3 separate regions of the Homo sapiens genome follow, and all the other regions are linked to region 2. Evidence: chromatin loops called from intact Hi-C (ENCODE). Cell type or tissue: heart right ventricle. All regions are shown on one strand. Each heading gives the region's core, and the rest is flanking DNA. Links, peaks and the distances in the headings are about the cores only.

Evidence for each region. Peaks named below come from ENCODE experiments on the same cell type or tissue, not always from the same donor. Only the 100,000 strongest peaks of a DNase experiment are listed, where the experiment ranks them.
Region 1: a loop joins it to region 2, with 5 times the contacts of the local background. A loop is called at or near these places in 11 of 110 quality-filtered maps.
Region 3: it touches region 2 in a loop (4-fold over the local background); 29 of 110 quality-filtered maps call a loop at or near these places.

What each region holds. Positions count from the first base shown.
Region 1 is chr6:31,896,877-31,907,687 of GRCh38, forward strand. It overlaps ZBTB12 (zinc finger and BTB domain containing 12), which reads right to left and starts at 5,210. Exons shown (of 2, transcript NM_181842.3): 1 at 4,961-5,210; 2 at 2,737-4,449. The coding sequence starts at 4,429. The coding sequence ends at 3,050. It overlaps EHMT2 (euchromatic histone lysine methyltransferase 2), which reads right to left and starts at 822. Exons shown (of 28, transcript NM_006709.5): 1 at 760-822; 2 at 47-113. The coding sequence starts at 801. It also overlaps a transcript of C2 not described here. RefSeq lists enhancers at 1-661, 745-1,339. In heart right ventricle, for the core only: no CTCF peak of the experiment used is centred there; DNase peaks (open chromatin) are centred at 3,286, 4,645, 4,785 and 5,375; H3K4me3 peaks cover 1,922 bases; H3K27ac peaks cover 2,961 bases.
Region 2 is chr6:31,542,759-31,553,569 of GRCh38, forward strand. ATP6V1G2 (ATPase H+ transporting V1 subunit G2) reads right to left here and starts at 3,850. Exons shown (of 3, transcript NM_130463.4): 1 at 3,720-3,850; 2 at 3,351-3,451; 3 at 1,686-2,823. The coding sequence starts at 3,801. The coding sequence ends at 2,650. NFKBIL1 (NFKB inhibitor like 1) reads left to right here and starts at 4,850. Exons shown (of 4, transcript NM_005007.4): 1 at 4,850-4,993; 2 at 5,405-5,681. The coding sequence starts at 4,937. It overlaps ATP6V1G2-DDX39B (ATP6V1G2-DDX39B readthrough (NMD candidate)), which reads right to left and starts at 4,090. Exons shown (of 13, transcript NR_037853.1): 1 at 3,720-4,090; 2 at 3,351-3,451. It overlaps DDX39B-AS1 (DDX39B antisense RNA 1), which reads left to right. Exons shown (of 2, transcript NR_133675.1): 2 at 1-380. RefSeq lists an enhancer at 3,384-3,883. In heart right ventricle, for the core only: CTCF peaks have their summits at 4,041 and 4,248; DNase peaks (open chromatin) are centred at 4,043 and 4,803; H3K4me3 peaks cover 2,359 bases; H3K27ac peaks cover 2,664 bases.
Region 3 is chr6:31,948,581-31,957,232 of GRCh38, forward strand. It overlaps CFB (complement factor B), which reads left to right. Exons shown (of 18, transcript NM_001710.6): 8 at 250-381; 9 at 663-764; 10 at 840-977; 11 at 1,470-1,567; 12 at 1,706-1,823; 13 at 2,039-2,192; 14 at 2,288-2,364; 15 at 2,564-2,664; 16 at 2,761-2,893; 17 at 2,975-3,024; 18 at 3,295-3,504. The coding sequence ends at 3,450. It overlaps NELFE (negative elongation factor complex member E), which reads right to left. Exons shown (of 11, transcript NM_002904.6): 3 at 8,361-8,430; 4 at 8,113-8,258; 5 at 6,639-6,713; 6 at 6,479-6,516; 7 at 5,975-6,312; 8 at 5,718-5,862; 9 at 5,500-5,554; 10 at 5,149-5,251; 11 at 3,507-3,818. The coding sequence ends at 3,721. MIR1236 (microRNA 1236) reads right to left here and starts at 8,360; the gene lies at 8,259-8,360. In heart right ventricle, for the core only: a CTCF peak has its summit at 3,952 (motif pointing left); a DNase peak (open chromatin) is centred at 3,921; H3K27ac peaks cover 950 bases.

The DNA of each region.
Region 1 (10,811 bases), core at 3,152-8,151, 360 kb after region 2:
TAGGGAAGGTGACGGTCCAATTGGGGCCCGTTTTAGCTGCACTCACCTCTCTCGGTGGCTCCTCTGGTTTCCTTCTCCAGCAGCAGCGCCCCCATCTCAGCGGGGGCCTCCCCCTGGGAGGGGAGACAAGGGACAGGAGGGCTGGTCAGCCCAGTAGAGAGTTGGGGGGTCCAGGATGCCTGGGCCCTGGGAAGAGAGAGTAGGCTCCGGGGCCTACCTCTTCCTCTGTGGGGCCCCCCCCTTCCGCGGCCTCGGCTGCCCGGAGGGGCCGCACGACCCCTCCCCCGGGCCCGCATCAACCCCCTCCCTCTCGGTAGACCCCGCATCTCTGGGGCCGAGAGAAGAGGAGGGGGAGGGGGCGGGGCCTCCGCGCCCCGGCCCCGCCCCCTCCTCCCGGCTGCACGCGCCGCTCCCCCTTTGTCCCCCAGGCCGCGGGGACCCCGGGCACCAACCCCTCCAGCACCCGCTGCCCCCCAGCCCGGTGGACGGCCCCTCGTGCCCCTCACGCGTGCTCCTGGGGCCCCGGCGCCCGTCGCCCACTCAGGGGCAGCCGGCGGCTGCACGCGCGCCTCCGTGCCCACTCCCCCCACCTCCCACACCCTGGTCCCCTCATCCGCCCCCGGTGCTGGCCCCCTGGATTGCTGCAAGTCCCGCCCGGGCCCCCCGGCCCCGTTGCACCCCCGGAGCATTGCACGGGCGCGCGCTTCCCCCGGGCGCGCGCGCGGGCATGCACCCGCCTCTCCCCCTCCCCTTCCGCACCTCGGCGGCCGCCGCCGCTGCAGCTCCCGCCGCCGCCGCCATCGCCGCTTGCGCTGGGGGCCGAGCCGGCGCGCGGCCGCCCCGGGTCACGTGGGCGAGGGAGGGAGGGCGAGGAGGAGCCTTAAAGGAGCCGCTACATGCTTTTTGGCCATTTTCCCCTGAGAGCGGCCTCGGAGATGGCTGTGACTGTCCTAAGCTGGGAGCTGCAAGGGAGAATTCCTGTCATTCCTGGCCTCAGTTCTGCAGGGACCGAGGGCGAGACACGCCTGGGCCCAGGTGTGGCGTCTCTGTCCCCATCTGGTTTTAGGTAACAAGCGGAGCTTCTGAACTTCTCGGCTCTCGGCAGCGGCTGTATTTCCTCTGGCCTGGTTGGGCTTTTCCCGCCTCTGGTTGCTTTTCTGCCTTTCTAGTTTTTGGGTTACCAGATAGAAGGCTTGGCCTCAGTTTTGGCCTCGCCTTTTTGCTCTTTCTAACGAGCACGAAGGGGCGATAGGGACGCGGAGGACACCTTTATTCTTGGCTGGTTCTAGCATGCTGCTTCATGTCCCCTGGAGCAGCGTGCCCTTCTGAAAACCTGTGGCTAAATGTCTCTTCTGTTTATATCAGGCGTGTTACACCTTCACACGCACTAGGGATCCAGGTAAGCCCAGCGGCCCGAACGTCATTACTGACTGGTGACACTGCAGTAAGTAAACCTTTTTTGCCGAACACTTCATAAGCACAGTCAGGTACTCCGTGGGTCATAGCCCAGCGGACAATTTAAGTATAAATGATATACACCAAGATAGACAATCTCGATAGCTGTATTTAGGGTACCATCCCTTTAGGTATTACGTTTTGGTCGAGTTTGGAAAAGATCTGTATGATTTCACACGCAGTATTTGACACAGGCAGGTGGGGCACCTGAGGCCAATTAAAGGCCTTCTGGGAACTGTAGTTCTCTTTGGTTAACTATTCCAGAGCTTTCTGGGAATTGTAGTTTTCCCTGCACCTTAATCCAAACTTAGCTTTTTTTTTTTTTTTTTAGCTTTCCTGAAGACATGACCTATTTACCCCAGACAAAATATGACCAAACAGACTCCTGCTTACAATTTCCGTGGGCAGGTTGGCCACCTGTAGCTCATCCCTAGCACTGATCCTAAGTCCCTCAAATAGAGTTCATGTGCATCCCCACGACTGCCAATCACTTGTACTGTGAGGTACCTGGCTAAGTGTTGAGATTGCAGAACTGGTGGAGGGCTGGGGGTGGGGACTTGGGGGAGTCCCTGACCAGAGGAGCTCACTTGTCACACTCCTCTCCCATGTTTAGGGCTGGGCTCCTTCAGGCAAGGGATATGCAGAGTTGTGACCTCTAGGTATTAAGAACGCAGCATCACAGGGAGAGGCTGTCTAGGGCAGGATAGTCATGTACACGCAGTTGCCAGAGTGTAAAGGAAAAAAAAAAGTTTTTTTTTGTTTTTTATTTTGTGGAAAACAAAAGCAGAAAAACTAAAACCCCAAACTCCAGAAAAAATCCTAAAAAATATGTTTTTTCTTAAAAAATACTGTATGTCTCTACTCCTCTCCCTCCCTCCCAACAGCCCTTCTTGTGTTCTTTCTTTTCTAAGTGCCCTATCCCCCCCACCCCCATGACTATCCATTGTTTCTTGCTATTGTACCCCCACTTCCCAATATCTACCCAGGATGCGCACCCCACGTTCTCTTACCTGGCGTCTTACTTTGTTCTCCCTCAAATTTCAGCAAGCCTCATACTCGCAGTCTCATTTCCCCAGCATGCAAGAACTGTCTCCCACTTCCTTTTCTGGGACTCAGTAATCTTTTCCCCTTACCACTCCCTCACCCCAGGTCTATTCTAAGCAGGAGCATGTCCTCCTGCCAAATTCCCTCCCTGTTCCCACCCACCCCCCAACCCTTCTTATCTCGAGAAATGTCAGAACCTTCCCCTGGGCAGCCTTAGCCAGGAATAAAACATTTTTGTCTTCCCTCATTCTATAGGACCCTTTTCCCTCCCTCCACATATACATGCACTTCTAAGAGAAGGAAATCTTTCTCTGGGACCCCGTATTCCCCTGGCCTCCAAGAACCCTTTTCCCAGCTCCAGATTCTTGCACTCTCAAGAGCAAGTCTCTCCAAGGAATCATCTTCCCTCTCTCAGGATGTGTGCATCTGCTCAGCCTCCCACTCTTACCTTTCTGCCCCAGACCCCCCACCCCCCAATTCTCCTGGGCCAAAGAGCCCTTTTTCCACGCAGCCCAGGGGCCCCAGCCTCCTGGCCTCCACGCCTGCGCGGCTAGCGGATGAGGACGTTAATCTCGGCCACACTGGCCTCCAGCACGTTCTCGGCCGTGGTCTTGCCGTGTTGCTCCTTGAGGTGCCGCCTAATGGCAGGCTTGTGGGCGAAGCGCACGTCGCAGTAGGAGCAGCGGTAGGGCCGCGCTCCCGAGTGCAGGTTGAGGTGGTCGTGAAGGGTGGACTTCTGTGTGAAGCACTTGCCGCAGATGCCGCACGAGTGTGACTTGACACCACGATGCACGTTCATGTGGCGGTTGAGGTTGCTGCTGTGGTTGAACTGCTTGCCACAGCGAGGGCACATGAAGATGAAGTGCTGCGCCCGCATGTGGAAGACCAGCTTCTCCACGCCCTGGAACACTTCCGGGCACTTGGTGCACTTGATGTTCTTTAAGGGGTTTCCACCTGAGAAGCCCCCAGGCAGGGGTCCCCGGCTGCCCCCCGCCCCCAGGCTGCCCCCCGCCCCCCGGGCAGCCATGGCCACCGCTGCTGCTTCCACCAGGCCCGAGGTGGCCCCCACGCTGGCCCGGCCTCCGGGAATCAACAGCAGGCCCTCCCCTTCTGCATCTTCCGACAGGCTATAGCAGGCCTTCACCACACCCTGCGGTGGGGCTACAGTGCTGGGGGGAACGCTGCTCTGGGCCAGCTCCCCAAGGTGGCCACCCACGGAGCCTCCAATGCCCAGACCCCCTCCCAGGCCTCCAGGGGGTTTGAGCCGGTGTGCCACCTCCAGGGCCGACTCCACCTTGACGATGCAGATGTCAGACACGTCCTCATCCTCATCCTCATCCTCTTCCTCGGCTTTCAGCTCCAAGTCTTCATCCAGTGGGAACTCCAGCTTCACTGGCCGCAGGAGTGGAGGGGGTAGAGGAGGTGGGGGTGGGGGCTTCGGGGCTGGCTTTGGGGTCCTGGCTGGAGGGAGGAGGGACTTGGTGGCGCTGATGCTGCTCACAAGGCTAGCCTCACTGACCCCATCCTCTTTGAGGCCTATTTTGGGCTCAATGAACTGGCTGAGGGCATTCCGGCATTTCTCCACCACGTGCTCCATCTGCAGGTAGGAGGCGGCTGTAAGGTAGTTGACGATGTCCCTAACAGCGAATTCCAAGGCGCCCGTGTAGCAGGAGAGGAGCAAGTCGGCCACGATGCGTGCACTGTGCATCAGGGAGACCTGCAGCTCCGAGCTGGGGTTCAGCAGGAACTGGTCCCGCAGGAAGGGTGAGCAGGCGGCCAAGATGACCTTGTGGCCTCGAAACTTGAGGCTGTCGGCCACAATGGTCACGTCGCAGAACCGCTCCTCTGCCCGGAGCTGGTTCATGTTCCGTAGCGTTGCGGCCTCGTGGCCGGGCAGCTGGAAGCGCAGGACTTCCACCCCAGAGGCCATTGTGGCGGGGGTGGGCAACCCTGGTTGGGAAGGAAACCGGTCAGAGACAAAGGTCTCTGGCTCTCCGAAGCCAAGGCTCCAGGACCCTCGCCCCCATTCTTGCCCAGCCCCCCGGCATCCGATCTCCCGGTCTTCAGATTTCTTCCTCAGTTTCCCCAACCCTGGGGAGGTGCTGTCCCTCTGAGAGGAGGGAGGCGTGGTTCTCGGGGGCGGGGCAGCGGCGTCCACACCCCCCAGCCCAGCAGCCCGCTAGGATGGGGCGAGCCCGCGCGCCCACGGTGGAAGGACGGAGAAAAAGGGGGGCCAGAGGCCTGGGGCTCTGGACTCCAAGGTGGCCCCGGTTGCAGGCTCTTCTCACCCCGCCCCCTTTACCGGCTGCCTCATTCCTCCGCCCCCCCCTTACACGTTTGCACGCGCTTTTCACGTCCTCCCCCCCGCCGCCAGCACGCACCGTGCACGCCCTGCCCCCACGCTCAGAGCTCCGTGGCACGCCCCCCCAGCCCCACGACCCTGAGTGCACGCTCCTCTCACCTGGCCCGGTTCCGCGCGCTGTTTTTTTAATCCCTTATTTTCCCCACCCCCCCCCGGGGCCGGCAGCGACCCCCACACACGGGCAGGGCCTGGGCAGCGCGCAGGCGCGGGGATGCACGGGACGCGCGCGCGCGCGGGGCCGGCTCCGCGTGGGCGTAAGGGGGGAGGGGCGGGGGCGGCTCGTGCCGTGTGTTCCAGGCCCCGCGCGCGCGGCGGCGGCGGCGTCGGCTAGGACTCGGGGAGGAGGAAGAGGGGAGGGAATTAAAGGAGCAGGATCCCCCCTTCCCGACCCCCCTTTCTTCACCAGCACCCCCACGCGGTTAAAGGGCCGGACGGCCTTGCCTCCTCTTTGGCCGGGATTATTTGTCCGCCAGAGCGGAAATACGTTCCACACCCCCCTCTTTCTCGCTCCCCCTCCTCTGTACCTCCAAGCCCCGCGGCCAGTTTGCGCGTGCGTGCCAAGTGCCGCGCGGAGGCCCGCTCACTCGGGCCCGCCCCCCAATCCCGGCTGCCCATGGCGCTACTCGCTCCGCGTCCCCGCGCCCCGCCCGCGCCGCATCCCGCAGCGCGCGCGCGCACCCGTTCTCTCGGCTGCGGGCGCTGCCACCTGCTCCCAGGGGTGGTGCGTCTCCGGTCCAGCTGTGCCGAGCGCTGCCCTGGGTGCATCCGTGGCACCTCTCAGGGCCCCATCCGCCCCGTGGCTAACAGAGCTGTTGGTAGCTATTACCCACGCCTGCCTCCTCTGCTGAGTGTGCTCACAGTTGCTCCAGACACATTCCCAGGCTTTTCCAACTCTTGTAAAGCTAGTAACCGCCTCAGCCCTTCAGGCCTGAAATATGATTTCACTTTCCACAAAGCCAGACGATCCAGTGCCCTCAACTTTCCTCCACTCCATGTCAGTCCTTTAAAATCACACCCGCCCTCCCCTCCATTCTCAGGATTGATCCCAACTTCTTGCCAAGGCAGTCGCCCTCCGCTTGTGCTATCGATGACCTTGCCCATTTCACCTTTAGTATATAATTAACCCTAGGACTAATTTTAATGATGTGATTTATTATGTTAGTATGATTCTACTCTAATCTTCCACCGCTCCGTCCCCCTTATTCCTCACCTCTCCTCCAGACTGACAAGGTCCAGCTCTAAACAAAACTTCCCTTCAACACTGCGCCCGGGCCTTCTCTTTCTCTTGTCTCTCTCAGACTAAGTTATAGTCTCCACAGCTTCAGCGACAGCACTTAGGAGCGTCTTGAAGGCTGGTGCCTTCCCTTCCACTTCCTCGTACCTACACCCACTTCCCCACCTATCCAAGTCCGCGTGAAGATGCCACTGTTTCCTGCCAATTGGATTTCTTTTTTACGTCCTTCAGGAGACTAGTGCGTTTTCCATACATTTCAATTCTGATGAAGTTTCTTATTATGTGTTCAATATCTGGTTTCCCCATTAGACTATAAACTTCTTGGTTGCAGGAATTATGTTGTGGGTTTTGTTTTGCAAATAAAAATCATGCAATAGGGAGGGTGTGGTGGCTCACGCCTGTAATCCCAGCACTGTGGGAGGCCGAGGCAGGTGGATCACCTGAGGTCAGGAGTTCGAGACCAGCCTGGCCAACATGGTGAAACCCTGACTCTACTAAATATACAAAAATTAGCTGGACGTGGTGGCAGGTGCCTGTAATCCCAGCTACTGGGGAGGCTGAGGCAGGAGAATCGCTTGAACCTGGGAGGTGAAGGTTGCAGTGAGCCTAGATTGCGCCATTGCACTCCAGCCTGGGCGACAGAGCAAGACTCCTTCTCAAAACAAAACACCAAAAAAGGTCATGCAACAAATGATTGTTGAAGTAATTCCTCTTTGGCTCAGCCAGCATCCACCCATAAAAAGTTTGTTCTTGAGCTGAAACTGAATTCTTGAACTCAAGGGATGCTGTTTGGCAGGAGGGTGGAGGCAGCGTAGACAGTGTTTAGGTGGTACCTTGACTTTTTGCCTTTTTCTTTTAAATTCTCTGATTTGTATGCCCGCACCCAGTTCCCTCTGTTGAATCTAAGAGTCTGTTCTAAACTGCTCTCTTTGTATTTAGGCCTTGTAGATTTGAGGAAGAACACCTGATTTTGTGTCAGACGCACCTAGGCTTAAAGCCACATTCCTAGGAGTTTCTGAGCCTACTCTGGCTCAGAAGGCTGCCAGATTCGCAAATCATTAAAAAAATAAAATAAAAGCCCTATTCCTGTACCAAATGAGGCCCACTGGGCAAGTTACTTAATTCTCTGAATCACAGTGTCCTTATCTTTGTCTCCCCCGCCCATCCTTAGCTCATCTGAAAGCATTTTTATCTTGAAGGCCCTGATCTCTCACAGGGCTAATGTGAGGTTTAAATGAGCCTGGCATGCAGTAGTTGCTGAGTAAACAATAGCTCTGTTCTCCTTTTCCTAATCTGGGAAACGGACTATGAAATTTTCAAAAGAATTTTATTTTATTTTAATTAATTAATTAATTTATTTAGCTGGAGTTTTGCTCTTGTCACCCAGGCTGGAGTGCAATAGCACGATCTTGGCTCACTGCAACCTCCGCTTCCCAGGTTCAAGTGATTCTCCTGCCTCAACCTCCCAAGTAGCTGGGATTACAGGTGCCCGCCACCATGCCTAGCTAATTTTCGCATTTTTAGTAGAGACGGGGTTTCACCATGTTGGCCAGGCTGGTCTCGAACTCCTGACCTCGGGTGATCCACCTTGCTCAGCCTCCCAAAGTGTTGGGATTACAGGCGTGAGCCACTGCGCCTGACCCAAAAGAACTTTAAAAATTCTGTTTTTCTATCTCATCTCTTCTTTTCCGCATTGCCAAACTTCTCAGAAGAATAGTTCACATTCCAGTGAGAGCAGAAATACAAAAAGCTGTCAAGTTAAGAATTAGAGTTTGTAAAATTTTGTTTCTTGTCCCTTTCTTGCTACTTTTCCTTTCTAGGAATGTAGATGGGACAGGGGGCCTAACTCAGCCCATGGCTCAAGACAGGTAGTCCTTGGTGGCAGGTGGAGTTGACAGCCAATGAATCCTTCAAGTGTCCAGCCCACCCAGTTACAACTCTGCGTAAAAACAAGCAGAGGTGCACAAACTCTTTTCCATGTAGTCTGGTGGAGAGATGATGTGGAGCCATTTCCCATGCATCCCATCCAGGGGGTTTACAATCATCTAGATCCTTGTCCCTTCTTCCCCAACTTCTGCCAGTATAAAACCAGGGGCTTTCCTGTCCTTAGCTTGCAGTACCAAATGCCTTGGTGTGGTGTCAAGAACAGATAAATTTAGGAGATACTTTTAGGATTTTTGGGTCAGGCTCAATGGTTCATTCCTGTAATCCCAGCACTTTGGGAGGCCGAGGCAGGAGGATCCCTTGAGCCCAGCAGTTTGAGACCAGTCTGGGCAACATAGCAAGACCCCATCTCTACAAATAATAAGAAAATTAGCAGGGCATGATGGTGTGTATGTGCTTGGGATCCCAGTTACATGAGAGGCTGAGGTGGGAGGACTGCTTAAGCCCAGGCAGTTGAGGCTGCAGTGAACCATGATAGTGCCACTGTACTCCAGCCTGGGCAACAGAATGAGACCCTGTCTTTTAAAAAAAAAATTAGGATTCTTAGTGAGCTTTAGAAATAAAATCTGGGCTGGGCACTGTGGCTTATGCCTGTAATCCCAGCACTTTGGGAAGCTGAGGTGGGAGGATCACTTAAGGCCGGGAGTTTGAGACCAGCCTGGGCAACAAAGCGAGACACCTGTCTCAAAAATAATAAAATAATAAATAAAAGTAAATACATTTTTTAAAGGAAATAAAATTTGACTAGGGATGCAAGGAATAACTAGGAGACAAAAGGTCCAGGTTCCAGTCCATCTTGAAGTCATCAAGGCTCCCCAGGTTTCAGTATTCTCTTTAATAAAATGGAGGGATTACTCTCTGAAGTATTTTCCAGTCCTATGAGTCCATAGCAGCTTACTTTGAAAAGGGGTGTTTATGTTTGTGGGCATCTCTGAGAGAAGCTAGCTCACAGCTTAGAGCACTACCCTTGGCTACTCATAGAGGTAAGGAGTGGCCTTGATAATCCAAAACCGTAGCAAACATTGGACATTTGTCTAAGACATTCAAAGTATTTTAGGCTGTGGGCTTACTTTTTACAACGATGCTTAGCACGTACTAGAATAACCATATTTCCTGAGCAATCTATAGGAAAGGAAGAGGTAAGTCAGCCTGGACTTTTAAATCCATAGGCTGATGAAACTGTCTTACATTACAACAAAACCTCCAACTTCTTTCTCTTTCTCCTTTGATCTGCACTCAGCTCTGCCCTCAGCGCAGGAACCCTGGTAAAAACTGCAGGATGTTTTGGCAATGTTGGAAGGGGCTTACTGCTTGGGGAAAGAAGCCATGTGAAAACAAAGTGCCTGCACCACTCCCATCCATCTGCAAAACCACCTTTTCTGAACTCCCATCCATCCCCCTTGACTGCTCCTCAATGCTGGCTCCTCCTCCTTCTTCAGAGCTCCTTATCCCTAGCTCTTCGGAGCCCTCTCCCAGCCTCAACCTGCCTCCAGACAAACTCTTCCCTCCCCCTCCTACCTCGGAGGGAATTTACTCCCTGCAGCCCACCACCTTTGCCATCGTCCAAGTCCTCCACACACCCTTGCTGACTCTGCCCAGATCCAGGTCTATCTGGGGAAATGGAGGCAGATTCTCCCAGCACCTTGTGAATTCCAGACAGAAAAAGACTCTTCCACTTCTCGACAAATATTCTATCCTCTGAGCCTCACCAAGTCTGCTCTGCTACCCTATGTCATCCTTGCTGCTTGAGCAACTGACTTTCGGGCCTGTGATACCTGCCTGGATCAGGTTGTCCTCCCCAGGCCTGCCTGTGTCCCTGCAAATGACCTAATCCATATCCCAAGTTTAAAAAAAAAATTGTTCATTTTATTTTTTTCATGGAGTCATTCGTGAGAGCAGAAATACAAAAAGCTGTCAAGTTAAGAATTAGAGTTTGTAGGGCCGGGTGCAGTGGCTCACACCTGTAATCGCAGCACTTTGGGAGGCTGAGGTGGCCGGATCATTTGAGGTCAGAAGTTTGAGAACAGCCTGGCCAACATGGTGAAACCTCGTTTCTACTGAAAATGCAAAAAAAATTAGCTGGGCGTGGTGGTGCATGCCTGTAATCCCAGCTACTCAGGAGGCTGACGCAGGAGAATTGCTTGAACCTGGGAGGCAGAGGTTGCAGTGAGTTGAGATCACGCCACTGCACTCCAGCCTGGGTGACAAGAGTGAAACTCTGTCTTAAAAAAAAAAAAAGCAAAATAAAAGCATTAGAGTTTGTAAAATTTTGTTTACAAACTCAAAATTCAAAGTTCAAAATTCAAAATGTAGTTTTGTTCAAAATTCAAAATGTGTAAGTACAATTCCAAATTCAAATTGTAAAGTTTTGTTCAAAATTTAAAAAATATAAGAGGGTACAAGGCTGGGTGTGGTGGCTTACGCCTGTAAACTCAGCACTTTTGGGAAGCCAAGGGAAGAGGATCACTTGAAACCAGCCTGGGCAACAAGGCAAAACCCAGTCTCAGAAAAAAAAAAAATAGCTGTGGGAGGTGGTGTTGCCTGTGGTCGCAGCTATTCAACAGGCTGAAGTGGGAGGATTGATTCAGCCCAGGGAGGAGAAGGCTGCAGTGAGCCTTGTTCGCACTGCTGCACTCCAGCTTGGGTGATGGCGCAAGACCCTGTCAAAAAAAAAAAAAAAAAAAAAAAAAGTGGTTTCTTTTGCTCAGGCTGGAGTACAGTGGTGCAAAGAAGGCTCACTGCAGCCTCGACCTTCCTGGACTAATTTATTTA
Region 2 (10,811 bases), core at 1,227-6,226:
CTGCAACCGCTGCTTCCCGGGTTCAAGCGATTCTCCTGCCTCAGCCTCCCGAGTAGCTAGGATTACAGGCGCCCGCCACCACGCCCAGCAAATTTTTGTTTTTTTAGTAGAGACGGGGCTTCACCCATGTATGACCTCAGGTGATCCACCCACTTCGGCCTCCCAGAGTGCTGGGATTACAGGCGTGAGCCACCGCGCCCGGCCCATTAATACTGTTAATTCGAGCAGAATGTTCTTGGCCCCGCCCCAACAGCCCCATTGTTCAACCTGGATTTTTTTCCTGAATGAAACATTTGCTATCCCCGTCTTTGAGATGGGGAGCTACAAAAGTAAGACCTGATGTCCTGCTGTGTAATAAAACAACAAACGTTTGGCCCTCTCCCTGTTAACATACTTAATCATTTAATACTAAGGAGTAGGTACCGTTATTCTCATCTTATTGACAGAAGCGAAGCAAAGCAACATATCTCAAGCAGTACGGCTGGTGAGGTTACAGCCAGGATGCAAACATCTCTCATTCTCTATTGTATTCTGCCTCCCTGCTCAAAGAATCTGGTTAGTAAATACACTGCAGGTTACCTTATTGGTTCAAATTCTTGGTGAAGTAAGCTTGTCTTCAGTGACAAATGAAGTAACTAATTCAAGAATGGTGTCATAGAAGGTATTTTCCCAAGTATCATTTAATTTATTCAAAAGTATTTATCAACTGCCTCCCTTGTGCCACATGTTGTCCTAGGATCTGGGGACACAACGGTGAACAGCCCTGTTCTCACAGTGTTTACATTACAGGAAAGAAAACACATAAACACAAATATAATGTCAAGTATCGATAAGTGGTCAGGGTGCAGTGGCTCAGGCCTGTAACCCAACCCTTGAGGAAGCCGAGCCCGAAGGATTGCTTGAGCCCAGGAGTTTCAGACCAGCCTGGGCAAGTGAGACCCCATCTCTACAAAAAATTTTAAAATTAGCAAGGCATAGTGGCACTCGCCCGTAATCCCAGCTACTCAGGAGGCTGAAGTGGGAGGATCATTTGAGTCCAGGGGGTCAAGGCTGCCGTGAGCTGGAACTCCAGCCTGGGCAACACAGCAGGACCTTGTCTCAAAAAACCAGTAGCAGTAAGTGCTATGAAGAAAATGCAAGGTAAAGGGGCAAAGAGCACTTGCTCCTACACTCCAGCTTTTCTCTACAGTTGCGATCTATAGTCCTCAGATTCCCAAATGAGGAACCATGTTTCTCACTTTAGAGAAATAATAAAGTACTACTTGTTCTTGTTTCTCCAAGAAGTTTCAAAGGATAGCCATTTGGGCTGTTTAGGGAATATGTAAACAAAAAACAAGAAAGTGACTGAAGGCCAGGCACAGTGGCTCACACCTCTAATCTCAGCACTTTGGGAGGCCAAGGCAGGTGGATCACTTGAGGTCAGGAGTTTGAGACCAGCCTGACCAACATGGCGAAACCCCATCTCTACTAAAAATACAAAAAATAGCCAGGCGTGGTGGCACACACCCATAATTCCAGCAACTTGGGAGGCTGAGGCAGGAGAATCGCTTGAACCTGGGAGGCAGAGGTTGCAATGAGCTGAGATCACGCCATTGTATTCCAGCCTGGGCAACAAGAGCAAAACTCCATCTCAAAAAAAAAAAAAACAAAGTGACTGAAAATGAGAAATGATGAGGCAAAAGGAGGCTGCTTCAACTCACCAATTTATTTGCCAATAATTATTTTATTGATACTTTTTTTATTGTTACAATGGGAAAGTAAGGTGTCAAGGATATAGAAAGGAAGGGCATGCATATGAGGGAACACAGTATCATTTTAGATCTTAGAAAGCAATGAGCATCTGATAAGTCTTTGGGGAAATAGGAAAGGAGGAAAATCTAATAAAGACAAAGATCAGCAAAAGAAAAACAAAGAGAGGCTACAAAATGCAGTTATCTACCTGGAATTATAAGAGAGGGGCTAAATGTAGTCATCTCCTCTTTTTGGAGATCAGAAGGTCTCTGGGAAAAGAGAAGAACCAATTTTTCAGAAAATAACTAGGGTCACAGAATGAACAAGTGGAATTAGAGAGCCAGTGATGGACGTGAGGAAACAGCTGTGTAGGTTTTGACCAGTGAGCAGGTGGTGGTAATAGTATCACAGGGTTGCTACTTACTGAATCACTGCTACAACATGCAAGGAACTGTGCTAGACTTTACAGAATGATTCCTAATCATTGAAGCAACCCTCACAAGGTAGGCATTATTATCATCCCAGTTTCACAGAGGAGGACATCGAGGCTACCAAGTTAAGTAGCTTGTCCTGGTTTCACAGCCAGCAAGTGACAGGGTCAAGAGAGGGACCCACATCGGCCAGACACTGAAGTCAGGATGTTTTCCACATTCCTACTTCCCCATATTACAAATTTCACAGAGGGTTTAGGTGAGAATGACTTGGAAGTTTACAAAGTCCCAGTGAGGGTTAAAGAACAACAAGGAGATTCAGATGTGAGCAGGATATTTATAAGTGTCACAGGAAAATTATTGGATCCTGCCTCCCAGGATTTCTAGGGGATGGAAAGAAGACAGGGATTATGGTGGGAGGTGATTTTGATTGGAGGATTTCTTTGAGGGAGGGAACTGGCAGAAGGAGTCAGGCCCTACGGTGGCCCTAGGCAGAAATCCGGTAGTTGGGGTGGACCTGGGGCCTGACGTCGCAGACCATGCCAAGAAGCTGGGCCAGGACACGCTCTCGGTTTCTCTGCTGGGAGCTCTGCATGCCCTGCACCTGGCGCCTTGTAGCCTGCTCCACCTCAGCAGACAGGTTCCCCTGGGAGCCCATGGCCTGGGGGGTAGGGAGAGGGGTGGAAGAGAGAAAGGGAAAAGCAGAAACAGACAAGGGTCCAGGCATATGAGGGGAAAGATCCTGAAACAAAGCCTAGAAGAAAGGCCCTCTCAGAAACCACCCCCATCCCACAGAAATATCCCAACACCAAAGAGATCAACACAGTCCCCTTTCCCCTTAGACCTAACATGCAACTTCATCCTAAAACAGACCGTAATATCCCCACCACCTCACCATCCATGACCATAAAACTCTACCCTCCACCACAAATGTTAATCATACTCCACATAGATGTTATACTTTACACAGACTGTGGCATTCCGCCCACAAGCTCTATGTGGCCTTCAAAACTCCCAGACTCTCCTACATATCATCACAAAGTTTCACCAATGTTGTGGTCCCTGCCAGGGTCCCCTCAGCCTCAGCCCTCTGCCACCATATTTTCTTGTTGAGTCACCCTTACACACCTCACTAGATGCACCCACCAACTTGCAGTGGGGTCTCAACCCGACTCTGCCTCAACTCACCGCCTGCTGCTTGCTCTGGAATTCGTGCTCTCGCTCTCTGCGGTATTGCTCCACCTCCATCTGTGCCTCCTCCTTTGCCTGCTTCAGTCGCCGGGCCTTCCCTGGAGGCAGAAGAAAGGACAGTGAGTGGGGATGGACCCACACACACACAATGTAATAGCAGGAGTCAGTCCCTTCCAGAAAGTTATACAGCCTTCTCTCAGCCAACCAGGTGCCAGATTCTAATATCCATCCATTTCTTCCCTCCTAACCAGCCTCCAGACCCTAGCTGTCTGTCTTCCCGCCAGCCTTGGGTTTTCCCAAAATGTTTGCTGTCCCCCACCCCCAATTTTCTTTCCAAACTCCTAAGGGAGGAAAGAGGAGACTCACTCTTTCTGGCATCTGCCACCTTCTCAGCTGCCCGCTTCTCAGCTTGCAGAAGCTGCTGGATACCTTGGGACTGACTGGCCATTTCTGTTGTTATGGCCGATGCTGTTTTGAATGCTGTCAAAGTACCAGATGGCTCCCACCCCCCACCGCTTACTTCTCCTCCTCCAGCTCGTTGCTGCAGTCCTCCACTACCCCTGGGTCTTAGTGCTCCCCTGCTCACTCAGCCTCCTGCACCGAGTGTCTCTCCCAATCTCATCCTCCTATTGATGACTGGTCCTCCTCTCCAGCACTTCTTGCTCAGGCAGTACCCAAAGGGGCCGCCTGGGAGCAGCAGAGACCAGGCCCAAAGCTGCGGGCTTACAACAGGTTAGCCATCCCAGTCGGAAAGGTCTAGGGATGAGGCAGGGGCGGAGACGGGGGAGTACTGAGGTGAGAGAAGGAGAACTTGATTGGTGGTAACAGAGGAAGCATAAAGGGTTGTGAATGCGGTGAAAAGGTAAGGATGTCATCATGCAACCTGTGTTGGGAAAAGAGCATTCTGGGCTTAATTCTAAACTAACTCTCTACCTTTCTCTCTCTCTCCACCATCCCGCCCCCTCCCCTGCCTCCCGTTGTTAACATCTCCATCTTTTTCTACATATTTCTCAAGTCCAAATTTTTGCATCTCACTTGCCCCATCCTACGATAGTCTTCTTCCGTCTTTTGTCTGTATTTTTTCTTTTTTTTTGATCTGTCCCTGTTGTTGTCCCACTGTGGTTTTTGTTTTTGTTTTCCATGTTTAATGTGATTTTTATCCTGTCTTTATCTCCTCTATTTTCTCTGTCTTCTCATCTTTTCGTCCATCACTGAACCATCTCCTCTCTCTGCCAAGTTAGAGGAGGCGGGAAAAAACCTCCAAATAACTCTCTTTTCTCCCTCCCCTCCCCTCGCCTCCTTTTCCTCGCCTCCAGTCCAGTCTTCTGGTTTCAGACGGCCCCTTTAATTTAAGTTCCCTAGTTTCCCCTGGGAGATCTGGCCAAGAACTACCCGGTCGGGGCGGAACGACATCCGGTAACGCCCCTCACAGTTCACTTCCGTCCTCCACCTGCGTCTCTGCTTGCGCCATTTCCTCCAGCCTGGAGTGTCTCCGCCCTTCCCGCCTCCCGTCTCCGAGCTTCTTAAACACAGGCCTTGGGCCTACGGCTCTGGGGGTACTTGGGGGGGCGGGGGCAGGTCTGATGAGTAACCCCTCCCCCCAGGTTCCAGAGGAAGAAGCCTCCACATCTGTCTGCCGGGTACATGATATTCAATTTCTAGATCATTATTGGAGATTATCTGTGACTTTTTAAAACTCAGATTTCTGCTGATAAAAATTTTCCCCATCCGGCCCTGTTGGGTTTTTTTAAAGTTCTTTGTTAAAAATTAAAAATTTACCTGGGCTCCTGAGCCTTAAACCAATTATTTACCCTTTTCTCGAATTTTACATTAAAAAAATTAAACCTCTGATCCTATCACCCCCCTCAAAAAAAATTTTTTTTCAAATCTATCATCTGATAAAGGATCAGGGTTAGGTTAGGCCTCATCTCTTGCTGAAGATATTAAAAAAAGACGGAACCAAAGGGAGAAACAACAGGGGATGTCAGAGATGGAGGGAGAAGGACCAGCCAAGGCTGAAGTCCTGACTGCTGCCTTTTTTCCTTCCCCAGCCCAAGAGTTCCATGGCCTCCACTTCCCGCCGCCAACGCCGAGAACGTCGCTTTCGTCGTTACTTGTCTGCAGGACGGCTGGTCCGGGCCCAGGCCCTCCTCCAGCGACACCCAGGCCTCGATGTAGATGCTGGGCAGCCCCCACCACTGCACCGGGCCTGTGCCCGCCACGATGCCCCTGCCCTGTGCCTGCTGCTTCGGCTCGGGGCTGACCCTGCCCACCAGGACCGCCATGGGGACACGGCACTGCATGCTGCTGCCCGCCAGGGCCCAGATGGTGAGTCTGCTCAGTGGGGAACAAGGTCATAAGCAGCTGACCAGACCTGAAATGAAAGCCAACCAATAGTTGAGAAATAAGCTGGTTATTTGGTCATCAGGACCTAGGGAAGGAGTTAACCAAGTTGGCATGTGGCTGTCATTTGTCCCTTTACATTACTGAGCTACCATTGTCTGAAGAACCCAACATTCCCCAAAGATCAACTGGTCTTCAAATTTCACATCTGTTTAGATTAGTAGCTACTTTGTTTCTTGACAGATTGTTTGCTCGTAGCCAAAAAGTAGCATAGAAGGTAGGCTCTGGAGTTAGATTGCCTGGATTCAAACCCCAGCTCCAAATCCCAGCTCCACACTTCATAGCTACGTATTCTTGGACAGGTTACTTGAGGCTTAGTTTGCCCATGTGTAAAAATTAAAATAATAACAACCTTTGCTATGTGCCAGACATTTCTTATAAAGTAACACATTTAATCCTCACAACAATCTTAGGAGGTGAGTACTGATATTATCCCCCATTTCCCAGCTGAGGAAACAGGGCATAGAGAAGTCATTTGCCAGAGTTACAGTTATTCACTGGTAGAGCAGAGATTATAACCCAGATGGACTAGATAGAGTGTCCATGCTTTTAACAGCTACATTGTCCTGTGTTATACATTATAGCATTGTACATTGATTGTGCCCATGTTCAGAGTACCCATGTTGTGCCATATATGTTTTGAGAATCAACTGACATAGTACATAATTAGAGTACCTGGCACACACGATAAGCACTTGGTATATGCTGGCGATTGTTGTTCCTGTTTCTCTGTTTTTTGTTTTTGTTTTTGTTTTTTATGAAGTTTCACTCTTCTTGCCCAGGCTGGAATGCAATGGTGCGATCCTGGCTCACTGCAACCTCTACCTCCCAGGTTCAAGTGATTCTCATGCGTCAGCCTCCCAAGTAGCTAGGATTACAGGCGCATGCCACCACGCCCAGCTAATTTTTATATTTTTAGAAGAGATGGGTTTTCGCCATGTTGGACAAGCTGATCTCGAATGCCTGACCTCAGGTGATCCACCAACCTCAGCCTCTCAAAGTGCTGGGATTACAGGTGTGAGCCACCACACCTGGCCTTGTTCCTGTTTTTGTTATCAACAGGTCCATACTCCCTTAACCACAATTCTAAACTCAAAAACACTCTGAGAACCAACATTTTTCATCAGGCTGCCACCAAAATTCATTTGGTGACAGAAACCTAATCTGAACTAAAGTAAGACTATTATTTATTTTCATCCTACTGATGTCAATATTCATACATTTCCCTGCAGAAACACTCATGTGTTTGGTTCTTGGGCTGCCTAGGCCCTCCTGGGCTACCTAATATAGAGTGAGTGTACTTTTAGGTCAGCCCTATCAAGTCCCAAAAACATTTGAATTCTGCAAAACCTTTGGCACTGAAGGATTCAAATGGGGAACCTGGTGATATTATAATAGTGGTGGAGGCCAGGTGCGGTGGGTCATGCCTGTAATCCCAGCACTTTGGGAGGCCAAGGCAGTCAGATCACGAGGTCAGGAGTTCGAGACCAGCCTGACCAACATAGTGAAACCCCCATCTGTACTAAAAATACAAAAATTAGCCAGGCATGGTGGCACACACCTGTAGTCTCAGCTACTTGGGAGGCTGAGGCAGGAGAATCACTTGAACCCGGAAGACAGAGGTTGTGGTGAGCCGAGATTGCACTACTGCATTCCAACCTGGGCAACACAGCAAGACTCCGTCTCAAAAAAAAAAAAAAGAGTGGTGGAAGCAGCTCTTTATAGGTAGAGCCCTGCTTACTAGAATAAAAGCTGAAACCTTCTTTCCCCATCTAGAGATTTCCTTCTGGAGTAAGAACATTACAGGAAAACCTCTAGATCCAGATGAACAACCCTAACATCCCCCAGCTCAAGTATAGACAGAAGGCCCCTCCCCCAAAACTCCCCCAAATGGTCAAAAAACCCCCTATTTAAAAATTTCCTTTAACGTACCTGAGATAGGCTAGCATATTCAGATTTGTTTCTTGTTGTTTTTACTTAAAACAGAGTAGGTTTACTGAGTGCAGGCATCTAACTTGACAGCTCATATTGTAAGAGGCAGGACCCTGGAAGGCAAAAGAGCGGATTACCCCGAAGCAGACCTGCATCCAGACCCCAGCTCTGCCATCAACAGGGACATGCAGCTTACCTCTGTGAGCCCAATTTGCCTCGCAAAAATGGGAGTTTTGTTTTTTGTTTTGTTTTGTTTTTTTGAGATGGAGTTTCCCTGTTGTTGCCCAGGCTAGAGTGCAATGGCGCGATTTCAGCCCACCTCAACCTCTGCCTCCTGGGTTCAAGAGATTCTCCTGCCTCAGCCTCCCAAGTAGCTGGGATTACAGGCATGCACCATCACGCCCGGCTAATTTTGTATTTTTGGTAGAGACGGTTTCTCCGTGTTGGTCAGGCTGGTCTCAAACTCCCGACCTCAGGTGACCTGCCAGCCTAGCCTCCCAAAGTGCTGGGATTACAGGCGTGAGCCACCGCGCTCAGCCAAAATGCCCCTGATAGTGTGGTAGGGATTTCCTTTATTGTTTGTTTGCTTGTTTGTTTTGAGACAGGGTCTCATTCTGTCTCCCAGCCTGGAGTGCAGTGGTGCAATCATGGCTCACTGCAGCCTCTACCTCGTGGGCTCAAGCAGTCCTCCCACCTCAGCCTCCCTAGTAGCTGGGACTACAAGCACACACCACCATGCCCAGCTAATTGTTTGTATTTTTGGTAGAGACTGTTTTGCTATGTTATCCAGGCTGTTCTGCATCTCCTGAGTTCAAACAGTCTGCCCACCTCGGCTTCCCAAAGTGCCGGGACTAGAGGCGTGAGCCACCACACCCAACTCCATTGTATTGAATTTTAAGAAGCTGGTGAGACTGATATTATCCCATTTACAGATGAGGAAAGCAGGGCCCAAAAGGTTCGGGAACTTGTCTGAAATCTCACAGCTCTCAGGTCATTGTCTTCCAAAGGGGGACCCAAGCTCAGTGCCTTCACTCCCAGACCCTGGTGTCCTCTCTGGCCTTATTTACTCCTGGTCCTCTGCCAGCCCTGCCACCAGATGGCCTTCTAACTCCTTGGTTGAAAGGCCCATCTCATTCAGCTTCCAGCTTCCTTTTTCTTTTCCTTTTGAGACGGAGTCTTGCTTTGTCGCCCAGGCTGGAGTGCAGTGGCATGATCTCGGCTCACTATAACTTCTGCTTCCTGGGTTCAAGCGATTCTCCTGCTTCAGCCTCCCAAGTAGCTGAGATTACAGGCACACACCACCATGCCCAGCTAATTTTTTTATTTTTATTTATTAATTTTTAAATTTTTATTTGTTTATTTATTTTTGAGACGGAGTCTCCCTCTGTTCCCCAGGCTGGAGTGCAGTGGCAGTATCTTGACTCACTGCCACCTCCGCCTCCTGGGTTCAAGTGATTCTCCTTCCTCAGCCTCCTGAGTAGCCGGGACTACAGGAGCCTGCCACCATGCCCGACTAACTTTTGTATTTTTAATAGAGATGGGGTTTCACCATGTTGGCCAGACTGCTCTCGAACTCCTGACCTTAGATGATCCACCTGCCTCGGCCTCCCAAAGTGCTGGGATTACAGGCATGAGCCACCATGCCCGACCTAATTTTTGTGTTTTTAGTAGAGATGGGGTTTCAACATGTTGGCCAGGCTGGTCTCAAACTCCTGACCTCAAGTGATCCACCCACCTCAGCCTCCCAAAATGTTGGGATTATAGGCATGAGCCACCGTGCCCATCCCACAGAATGTCTTTTGGTTTTGTTTTTGTTTTCTGTTTTGTTTTGTTTTGTTTTGTTTGAAAAGGAGTCTCATTCTGTCGCCCAGGCTGGAGTGCAGTGGCACAATCTCGGCTCACTGCAACCTCCACCTCCCAGGTTCAAGAGATTCTCCTGCCTCAGCCTCCCAAGTAGCTGGGACTATAGGCGTAGGGACTGTAGGCGTATGCCACCACGCCTGGCTAATTTTTTGTATTTTTAGTAGACACGGGGTTTCACCATGTTAGCCAGGATGGTCTCGATCTCTTGACCTTGTGATCTGCTCACCTCAGCCTCCCAAAGTGTTGGGATTACAGGCGTGAGCCACAGCGCCTGGCCAAAATGTTTTTATGTTTATTTTTCTTAGTATGAAACTCCAGCGTATTAAAGAGCATTGAGAACGGTTGATCTGGTAAATCGCTATAAAGGCGGCATTTCTTTTTTTTTTTTTTTTTTTTTTTTTTTGGCGAAGTGGGGGATGGAGTCTCATTCTGTCGCCCAAGCTGGAGTGCAGTAGTGTGATCTCGGCTCACTGCAAGCTCCGCTTCCCAGGTTCAAGCCATTCTCCTGCCTCAGCCTCCCAAGTAGCTGGGATTACAGGCGCCCGCCACCACGCCCAGCTAATTTTTTGTATTTTTAGTAGAGACAGGGTTTCACTGTGTTGGCCAGGCTGGTCTCGAACTCCTGACCTCATGATCCGCCCGCCTCGGCCTCCCAAAATGCTGGGATTAGAGGCGTGAGCCACCGCGCCAGGCCTAAAGGGGGCATTTCTAATACTGGAGAAAGGTGAACTTTTTTTTTTTTTTTTTTCCGAGACAGAGTCTCGCTGTGTCACCCAGGCTGGAGTGCAATGGCGCAATCTCAGCTTGCTACAACCTCCGCCTCCCGGGTTCAAGCAATTCTCCTGCCTCAGCCTCCTGAGTAGCTGGGCACCTGCCATCATGCCCAGCTAATTTTTGTATTTTTGTAGAGATGGGGGTTTCACCGTGTTGGCCAGGCTGGTCTTAAACTCCTGTCCTGACCTGAGGTGATCCACCCACCTCAGCTTCCCAAAGTGCTGGGATTACAGGCATGAGCCACTGTGCCTGACCAGGTGAACTATTTTATAAATAATATTGGAACATTTGGCTCATCTAGGGAAAAACAAGAGTCCCACCTCACACCTAATCAAAAAGTAAATTCCAGCAGATTAAATACCTGAATATGACAGGAAGGTACACACCAAATTCATGGGACAGATGGCCTGGGGAGGAATGAAACTTGGAAGGCGGTATCACGGTAAACTACCTTTATCTGTGATGATTTTATTTCCTTAAAATAAA
Region 3 (8,652 bases), core at 999-5,998, 410 kb after region 2:
GACTACCTTGAGGGCGACAGGGAGGACCACTTTGTAGTCAAAAGTTGAACAGCAGGATCGTTGGGCAATGGAGGTTAGTGGGAACCTGTTGGGGGCTGGAAGGGCCACTTTGTGGTCAAAGGGAAGTCCGTGTAATGATGATTAACTTAAAAAGTTGAAAGATGTGGGATTTCAGTTGCAGATTGGTCTCTGGGGTTAAAAGATGGCTTGGAAGACCAGGTGAGGTGATGGTCTCTTCCCTCTCCACAGACCACAAGTTGAAGTCAGGGACTAACACCAAGAAGGCCCTCCAGGCAGTGTACAGCATGATGAGCTGGCCAGATGACGTCCCTCCTGAAGGCTGGAACCGCACCCGCCATGTCATCATCCTCATGACTGATGGTCAGAAGGGACCTCTCTCCTGTCCCAGCCTCCCCACCTTCTCAGACCAGCATGTGGCCCTTAAGTCCACTTGTAACACTATACCCATGGTTGGGGCCCTGAATGTGACTCATAGCTGGCTGTTCATCTCTCCTGTGACCCTTCATAAGGAATTCTTCCTAAGCCCTGTGATCAACTATCTCTAACCCTTCCTCAACTTGCTCACCCTGCCATGTGTATCCCTGCCTTTAGCCAGTTTATCTTCCTTATCTCCTACCCTCATGGTCCTGTCTCTTCTGCAGGATTGCACAACATGGGCGGGGACCCAATTACTGTCATTGATGAGATCCGGGACTTGCTATACATTGGCAAGGATCGCAAAAACCCAAGGGAGGATTATCTGGGTGAGTAACCTGCCTAGGACCCAGCACCCCACTTCCTCAGGGCTTGGACCCTCATCCTTCCTTTTTATCCCTCAGATGTCTATGTGTTTGGGGTCGGGCCTTTGGTGAACCAAGTGAACATCAATGCTTTGGCTTCCAAGAAAGACAATGAGCAACATGTGTTCAAAGTCAAGGATATGGAAAACCTGGAAGATGTTTTCTACCAAATGATCGGTAGGGAGATACAAGGGAATAAAGAACACAACTCTCCTCAGGTTCCCCTGAAGTAATTCATTCTTCCTCTACACCTGAAGCTCTAGTTGCCTGGAAAGCCTTCTTCATTCCTCCTTCTCTACCTCAGTGTCACTATTCTTGTTTCCTGGCACTGTTCACTTAACCTTAGAATCACAGAGCTCTGAGCACTTCAGAGATCTTTCTATAGTCCTACATTTGACACGTGGAAACAGAAGCCAAAGGAGGTCAAGGGACAGCAAGTTAGCAACAAGGGTGGGCTTGAAAACAGCCAGGCCTCTGACAGCTTGATCCCAAGTTCTTTCCCTTTTCAGTCCACCATAGCAGTTTTCTCCTAACACGAGGAAACAAATACCCGTGGTCTTTCCCTTTCTCCTTTTGGGCCTTTGCTCCCCATAGACTCCTACCCAAAAGGCTGCTGCCATTTGGGAATGAAGTGTTCCGAGTTTTCAGCACATTCTCCTTCTCTGCCAGATGAAAGCCAGTCTCTGAGTCTCTGTGGCATGGTTTGGGAACACAGGAAGGGTACCGATTACCACAAGCAACCATGGCAGGCCAAGATCTCAGTCATTGTAAGCACAGAATCCCAGTAGTGGGGACTTGGGGGAGGTGAGGTCAAGGTGAAATGGGAGTAGGGGAAGGAAAAAATGGCCATAAGAGATGGTGGTTTGTGAAAGTTGAGCTTTCCCTCTCTACTGTTGTGTCCCCAGCGCCCTTCAAAGGGACACGAGAGCTGTATGGGGGCTGTGGTGTCTGAGTACTTTGTGCTGACAGCAGCACATTGTTTCACTGTGGATGACAAGGAACACTCAATCAAGGTCAGCGTAGGTAAGGATGCAACTGAAGGTCCTGGGCTGCACCTATGCTCTCCAGGCAACACCTCCCACTTTCTACAGATCCTACACTCCACCCATCCTCAATGCAGCCCCATTCCTTGCACCCCAGACCAGTCAGGGATGGGGGAAGACGTGAAGTTAGGAATGACACGGGGCCAGAGGCAGGAAGCTGCCCACAAAGAGGTGGTACCTACTCTCCTACTTCAGGAGGGGAGAAGCGGGACCTGGAGATAGAAGTAGTCCTATTTCACCCCAACTACAACATTAATGGGAAAAAAGAAGCAGGAATTCCTGAATTTTATGACTATGACGTTGCCCTGATCAAGCTCAAGAATAAGCTGAAATATGGCCAGACTATCAGGTGAGAGCGTCCAGATCCCTGAGGAAAGGCTGGGAAAGGCTGGAGGACTGGGGTGAGGAGCAGGCCTGGTTTGCTGTTCTCCTTGTCCTTTATAGGCCCATTTGTCTCCCCTGCACCGAGGGAACAACTCGAGCTTTGAGGCTTCCTCCAACTACCACTTGCCAGCAACAAAGTAAGACATACTTGGCAAGAGGATAAGGATGAGATCCCAAGAGACAAGTGGGGCATGAGAGGGAGGTGCAATAGGAAGAGATGATGCCTGGCCCAGAACCTAGCTCTAGAAGGGCTTAGGGGACATCTACTGAGTGACAAAGGCAATGGGGAGATGACAGTGGTGGGAGCAGCTGAAGTGACGCAGTCTATTCGTCCAGAGGAAGAGCTGCTCCCTGCACAGGATATCAAAGCTCTGTTTGTGTCTGAGGAGGAGAAAAAGCTGACTCGGAAGGAGGTCTACATCAAGAATGGGGATAAGGTGAGAAACGGGCATCCTAAGGAGGCACTCTAGGCCCCAATCCTTCCTAAGCCACTTCTGTTCATTACTTCTCCATGCTTCCCACCTCCCCTACAGAAAGGCAGCTGTGAGAGAGATGCTCAATATGCCCCAGGCTATGACAAAGTCAAGGACATCTCAGAGGTGGTCACCCCTCGGTTCCTTTGTACTGGAGGAGTGAGTCCCTATGCTGACCCCAATACTTGCAGAGGTGAGAGAATGCTCTTTGGTTGTGCTACAAGTGCCCAAGGCCCAACAGTCCTTTTCTCTACAGCTTCTCCTCTCCTTGCAGGTGATTCTGGCGGCCCCTTGATAGTTCACAAGAGAAGTCGTTTCATTCAAGTGAGTCCTCCCTTTCCTATCTGGGGAGATGCCAAGTGGTCAGCATGGGCCCCAAAGCAGGAAAGCTCAATGCATGTGGCTAGTAATTCGAGGTAGGCAGAGCCTGCCTCACCTTAGGACCGCATGTCTTGCCTGCGTGTGTCAAGAACGAGGCTGAGCTGGGTCCCTAGTCTGATTCCTTTAGGTCAGCTAAGACACAAGCAGGAACAGCCATGCTTCCAGGATTAGGAATTCTACTGAATGATCCATGGCACCCCACTGCCTCTGCAGGTTGGTGTAATCAGCTGGGGAGTAGTGGATGTCTGCAAAAACCAGAAGCGGCAAAAGCAGGTACCTGCTCACGCCCGAGACTTTCACATCAACCTCTTTCAAGTGCTGCCCTGGCTGAAGGAGAAACTCCAAGATGAGGATTTGGGTTTTCTATAAGGGGTTTCCTGCTGGACAGGGGCGTGGGATTGAATTAAAACAGCTGCGACAACACCTGTGTTCCAGATCCTTTTGGGGCAAGGGAGTGGGGAACAGGCACTGGCCATGTTGTTACACTGAGATCAAACCTGACAGCCGTTTTTAAAGGTTTAACCCCAATCCCAAGTGCTGAAAAACCAGAGGCTGAGGGAGATGTGTAAGCTTCCACCTCAGTGTTTTACTGAGACCAGCATTGGGGCATATGAGGCACAAGGAATCCAGCTCTGTTCCCTAGAAGCCATCCACAAGGTTTTCCTTGTAGACGTCATCACTGTAGACAATCTGGGTCCTCTTGTCCCGGTGGCAACCCTTAGGGCTGTTCTGGACAGCTAGGGAGGGAGGAGAGGAACAGTTAAGGTCTAAAGGAGATCATAGAACAGACCCTGAGGCTGACTCCTGACCACCTCACTCCTGGCCACTGGCCCCTGGAAGCCCAGTTTCCACGCTGCCCTCTGGTGGCCAGGATGGCCTGTCTTCCTTAGCTCCTTTGTGCCAACCCATGGCCAAGAAAAGTATAAGTGGACATTTTGATGAATGTTTTGTTCTTAGAAAAATCCCAAATGTCATTGTTGAGACACGTGAATGATATTAACCCACTACTTACAGTCAGTATGTCAGAAGCTAAAAACTAGAAAACCTCTGTAGCCCTTTTTTGACATGCTGGTCAATTCTAGTTCCTTTCTTTTGCCTGAAGGGCCACTGTAGCTGAGCCCTTCTTTCTGCTCACTCCTTTCCCAGGAAAATCTACTTTCAGGGAAAATGGATTATTCACACTAAGAAATGCTACTAGCTCCACCAGAACTCATTCAGGGTGTAGCTTTGGCCCTCACCATTCTCTCTCAAGCCTCTAGCTGTTTCTTCCCCTTCCTCTTTCCTCCCTCCACCAGACATGTTACTCTCTTCACCCCATCCAATGGTTCCATCCCCACCACCCTTGAGCTACAGAGAATCTCTCTCACCCACTCCCATCCTGTGATCTCTGTGCCTCAACACTGCTGGCTACTCCCTCTTTCTCAAAGTGTGTGTCCTTTTGCTTCAGTGGCCCAGGCCCCTGCGGTGCTGCTCCCAGCCCTCCGACCCCTCCTCCTGTCTCCTTTGCTAACGTTAGGCTCAACGTTAGCCTAACATGTCAGGACAGCTGGGGACATGTGGGGTGTGAGGTGAACAGTCCTGTTTCCTAACATAGTCCCAGAGTACTCCTCAAACTGAGTCCTGGGTCGTTTTTTTTTCTCTGAAATCAGAGTCTCCCTGATGATCCTATTGTTTGGCAGCCACCCTGTGATGTGGATGACTTAATCTATGTTTTCCTTCCTTACCTCACACCTGAGTTCCAGATCCCTGATTTCGAATACTTATGAAACTCACTCTACTCCATCTCAAAATGAACAAGCCCCATGAGACACTCATCTTCCTCACCAATCTCACTCCAGCTCCCACTTTCTTCCCTGTTCCAGTCACTGCTTTGGAAGCTGTTTTCAATCCTTTTCTCTCCTTTCTTTACCTCTAACTGACAGAGGATCTGAAATTTTCCTTCCCATTCCCATAGCCTCCGCACACACTCTGACCTCGATCATCTCTAGGAAACCCAAGGATGTGTGGGGGAACCAAAAGGAATGGCCTGTGGGGGAGAGGATGGGAAAGGAAGAATCCCATTCTTACCGAGGGAGCCCCAGACAGACTTGCCAGTAGCGGCATCCAGCATGGGCTGTTTTCGGGCTATGTTGACTTTGAGCTGTACAGACTCCACCTGGGTCCCGTTGAGCTGAAGCAGAAGAGGGGAGGCAGAGGATGGGGAGGAAAACATTACAGATAAACCAAAGAAGTTATTCCAGGAGTTGCTATCCTAGGAGGAGACTGAATAAGGAATCTGAGAATGTGAGTTTTTCTGTGTGAATAGGGAGAGGCTTTCTTTATCAAGAGGAACCAACTTCTTCCTGGCATCTAGTATTTTGAGGAGAACACATGAGAACAGCAGAAGCGATGGGAAGAACAGATTTGGGAAGTTCCAACCTCAGCAACGGCCTGATCTGCTGACTCCATCTTTTCATAGGTGACGAAGGCACAGCTGGGATAAGAGAAAACACGGTCAGTGGAGAGCCAAGGGGCTCTTCTGGACCCAACCAAACCCAGTGATAATAGGCGGCTGCAGGGAGGGCAGCTTCTTCCCTCAGGTCTCACACCCCAGGATTCTCCCAGGACTTCTCATCATGCCCTGTTGTCATCCTTACTTTCTGGGTGGGTCCATGGAGAGGTCAATGATGTTTCCAAAAGGAGAGAAGGCCCCACGGAGAAGGGTGGGTGTCATGTCTTCTCCATATACATAGAGAGTATTCCCTTTCCTAGGGGCTCGCCGTTCAGGGAATGAATCCGACCCTTTGGGAGCACAAATCATAGTCACAAGACATAGACCATGCCACATTTCACTTAGTAGGACCCACATAAACCTCAGTTAAGGTCACCTTGACCTCCAGCCAAAATCACTCACTGCGGAAAGGACCCTCTCGGTCTCGGTCTCGATCCCGCTCCCGATCCCTGTCCCGTTCCCGGTCTCGATCTCGATCCCGATCCCGATCCCTGTCCCGCTCTCTGTCTCTGTCTCGATCCCGGTCTCGATCCCGCTCCCGATCTCGGTCTCTGTCCCGGTTCCTCTCATGGCTGCGGTCCCGGCTGCGGCTTCGGGGAGGGGAGGCTGAGGAGTGGGCACCACTGCGTTCTTCATAGCCCCAGTCAAAGCTTCGAGGGGGACCATCACCAGCCCCTGGGCCCTCTGCCTCTTCTCCATCTGGTCCTAGTTCTCGAAGTCGATCACTAGAAGACACAAAGCTGGGGAGATGCAGACTGAAGATCAAAGGGGGGTTTTACCTTCTCCCCTCAGACCCTGTGGAGACTCAATATTCCCTCTATAGCCCAGCTCCTACAGCCCAAACCTCCCAAGGACTCAGGCAATCAACTCCACCAAATGGGCCCAGCCTTATCTCTACTCTCTAACCTCTCATACAGAGATTTCCTCTGGGGACGTCTGGATGACTGTAAAAGAGACCAAGAACAGTTAAGATGATTTCCAGTTGCTGACATGTGGTCCAAAATATATTTGTCTCTCATATTCCTCCATCCCCAACCCCTCAGGGACAGAAATTAGGAGCCTTTACCTCTTGCAGGTCATCATCAGCAGATATGCTCCTCTGGAACGGCTGGAAAGTGGGGACTGGTCCCTTCTCGGGGTCCTGGAGTGGTGAGAGACCTACCTCAGTGTGGAGCAGGAGGTTGCCCAACCATGGACCAGAGGTGTTCCTCTTCCCTCACCCTCTTCTAGGTTTCCTCTGATCTTTTCTTCCCTTTTAATTCTACATACATTTCTTATTTGACGTGGTTTTACTTATTTTTTTTTTTTTTTTTTGAGACACGGTCCTGCTCTGTTGTCCAGGCTGGAGTGCAATAGAGCAATCGTAGCTTGCTGCAGCCTTGACCTCCCATGCTCAAGCAATCCTCCTACCTCAGCCTCCCTAGTAGCTGGGACTAGAGATGTGCTCTACCATGCTTGGCTAATTTCTGTATTTTTTTTTTTTTTTGTAGAGATAGGGTTTCACTATGTTGCCAGGGCTGGTCTCAAACTCCTGGGCTCAAGCAATCCTCCTACCTCGGCCTCCTAAAGTGCTGAAATTAACCAGGAATGAGCCATTGCCGCACCTGCCATTGTGGCTTGTTTTGTTTTGTTTTTGAGACAGAATCTTGCTCTGTCGTCCAGGCTGGAGTGCAGTGGTGTGATCTCCACTCACTGCAACCTCTGCCTCCTGGGTTCAAGTGATTCTCTGGCCTCAGCCTCCTCAGTAACTGGGACTATAAGTGTGCACCACCACATTCTGCTAATTTTTTTTTTTTTTGAGACGGAGTCTCGCTGTCACCCAGGCTGGAGTGCAGTGGCACAATCTCGACTCACTGCAAGCTCCGCCTCCTGGGTTCAAGCAATTCTCCTGCCTCAGCCTCCCAAGTAGCTGGGACTACAGGCGCCCGCCACCACGCCCGGCTAATTTTTGTATTTTTAGTAGAGATGGGGTTTCACCTTGTTAGCCAGGATGGTCTCGATCTCCTGACCTCGTGATCCGCCTGCCTCGGCCTCCCAAAGTGCTGGGATTACAGGTGTGAGCCACCGCGCCCGGCCTCACACCCTGCTGATTTTTGTATTTTTAGTAGAGACGGGGTTTTACCATGTTGGCCAGGTTGGTCTTAAACTCCTAATCTCAAGTGATCTGCCCACCTCAGCCTCCCAAAGTGCTGGGATTACAGGCATGAGCCACCACGCCCAGCTGGTATTTTTTATAAGTGACTCGATATATTATGTATTCAGTTTATTTGAACCTCTCTTGAACCTGATAACATTTTCAGCCCTTTCCATCCCTTAGGGCAACATATTCCAAGAGCTCCAATCCAAGGTGGATTAGAACCACAGAATTTGTAAAATGGAGAATTCAGGAGTCGTCTAGTTTTTTCATTTTATACATGAGAGGTGAAACTCAGAATGGTACAGCAATTTGCCAGTGCTTGAGTATGCATATTTTTCCCCAAACCCATCTACATTCCAACTTGGAGGGATGCCCTTTAAACAATCTTTCTGCTTGTGCTCACCTTTAACTTCCCCTCAAGGGTTCGAGAACGCTTGAAGCCTGAGTTCTTGGTCTCAGCCTTGATGGCACTGATGGCTCCTGACTTCACCAGCTGCTTTGCCTGCTCTGTTGCTGTGGCTGTGTCCATGACAGGCTGCTCTGATAGTGCTGGAGAGACAAGGGGAAGAGGCATTATGTTGGCCAAGCCATGATGAAGGTCAGCTCCATGCTGCCCACTTCCAGTCCATCCCCATTTCCCCTGTCACTCACAGCGTTTGACACCACCTTGGCTGGTTGTGCTGCTGCTACTTTGCTTCTTCAGAGCCAGCAATGCCTTTTTCTGGGAACAAGGGTGAGAAGAGAGAGGTAAGTGAGGGCCAGCCCCTAGCCGGTTCCTCTCCTAAGGCCCCTGGGCACATCACTCCAGGGACCGTCTTTCTTGATGCCCTCAGAGTGGTACACTGATGTGCTCTGCCTCTTGCCTCTGGTCCCCTAGATCATGTATGATGCTGGAAATTCCTAATCTAACCAAACCACGGAACCCAGAGGTTTTCCAGAGTGT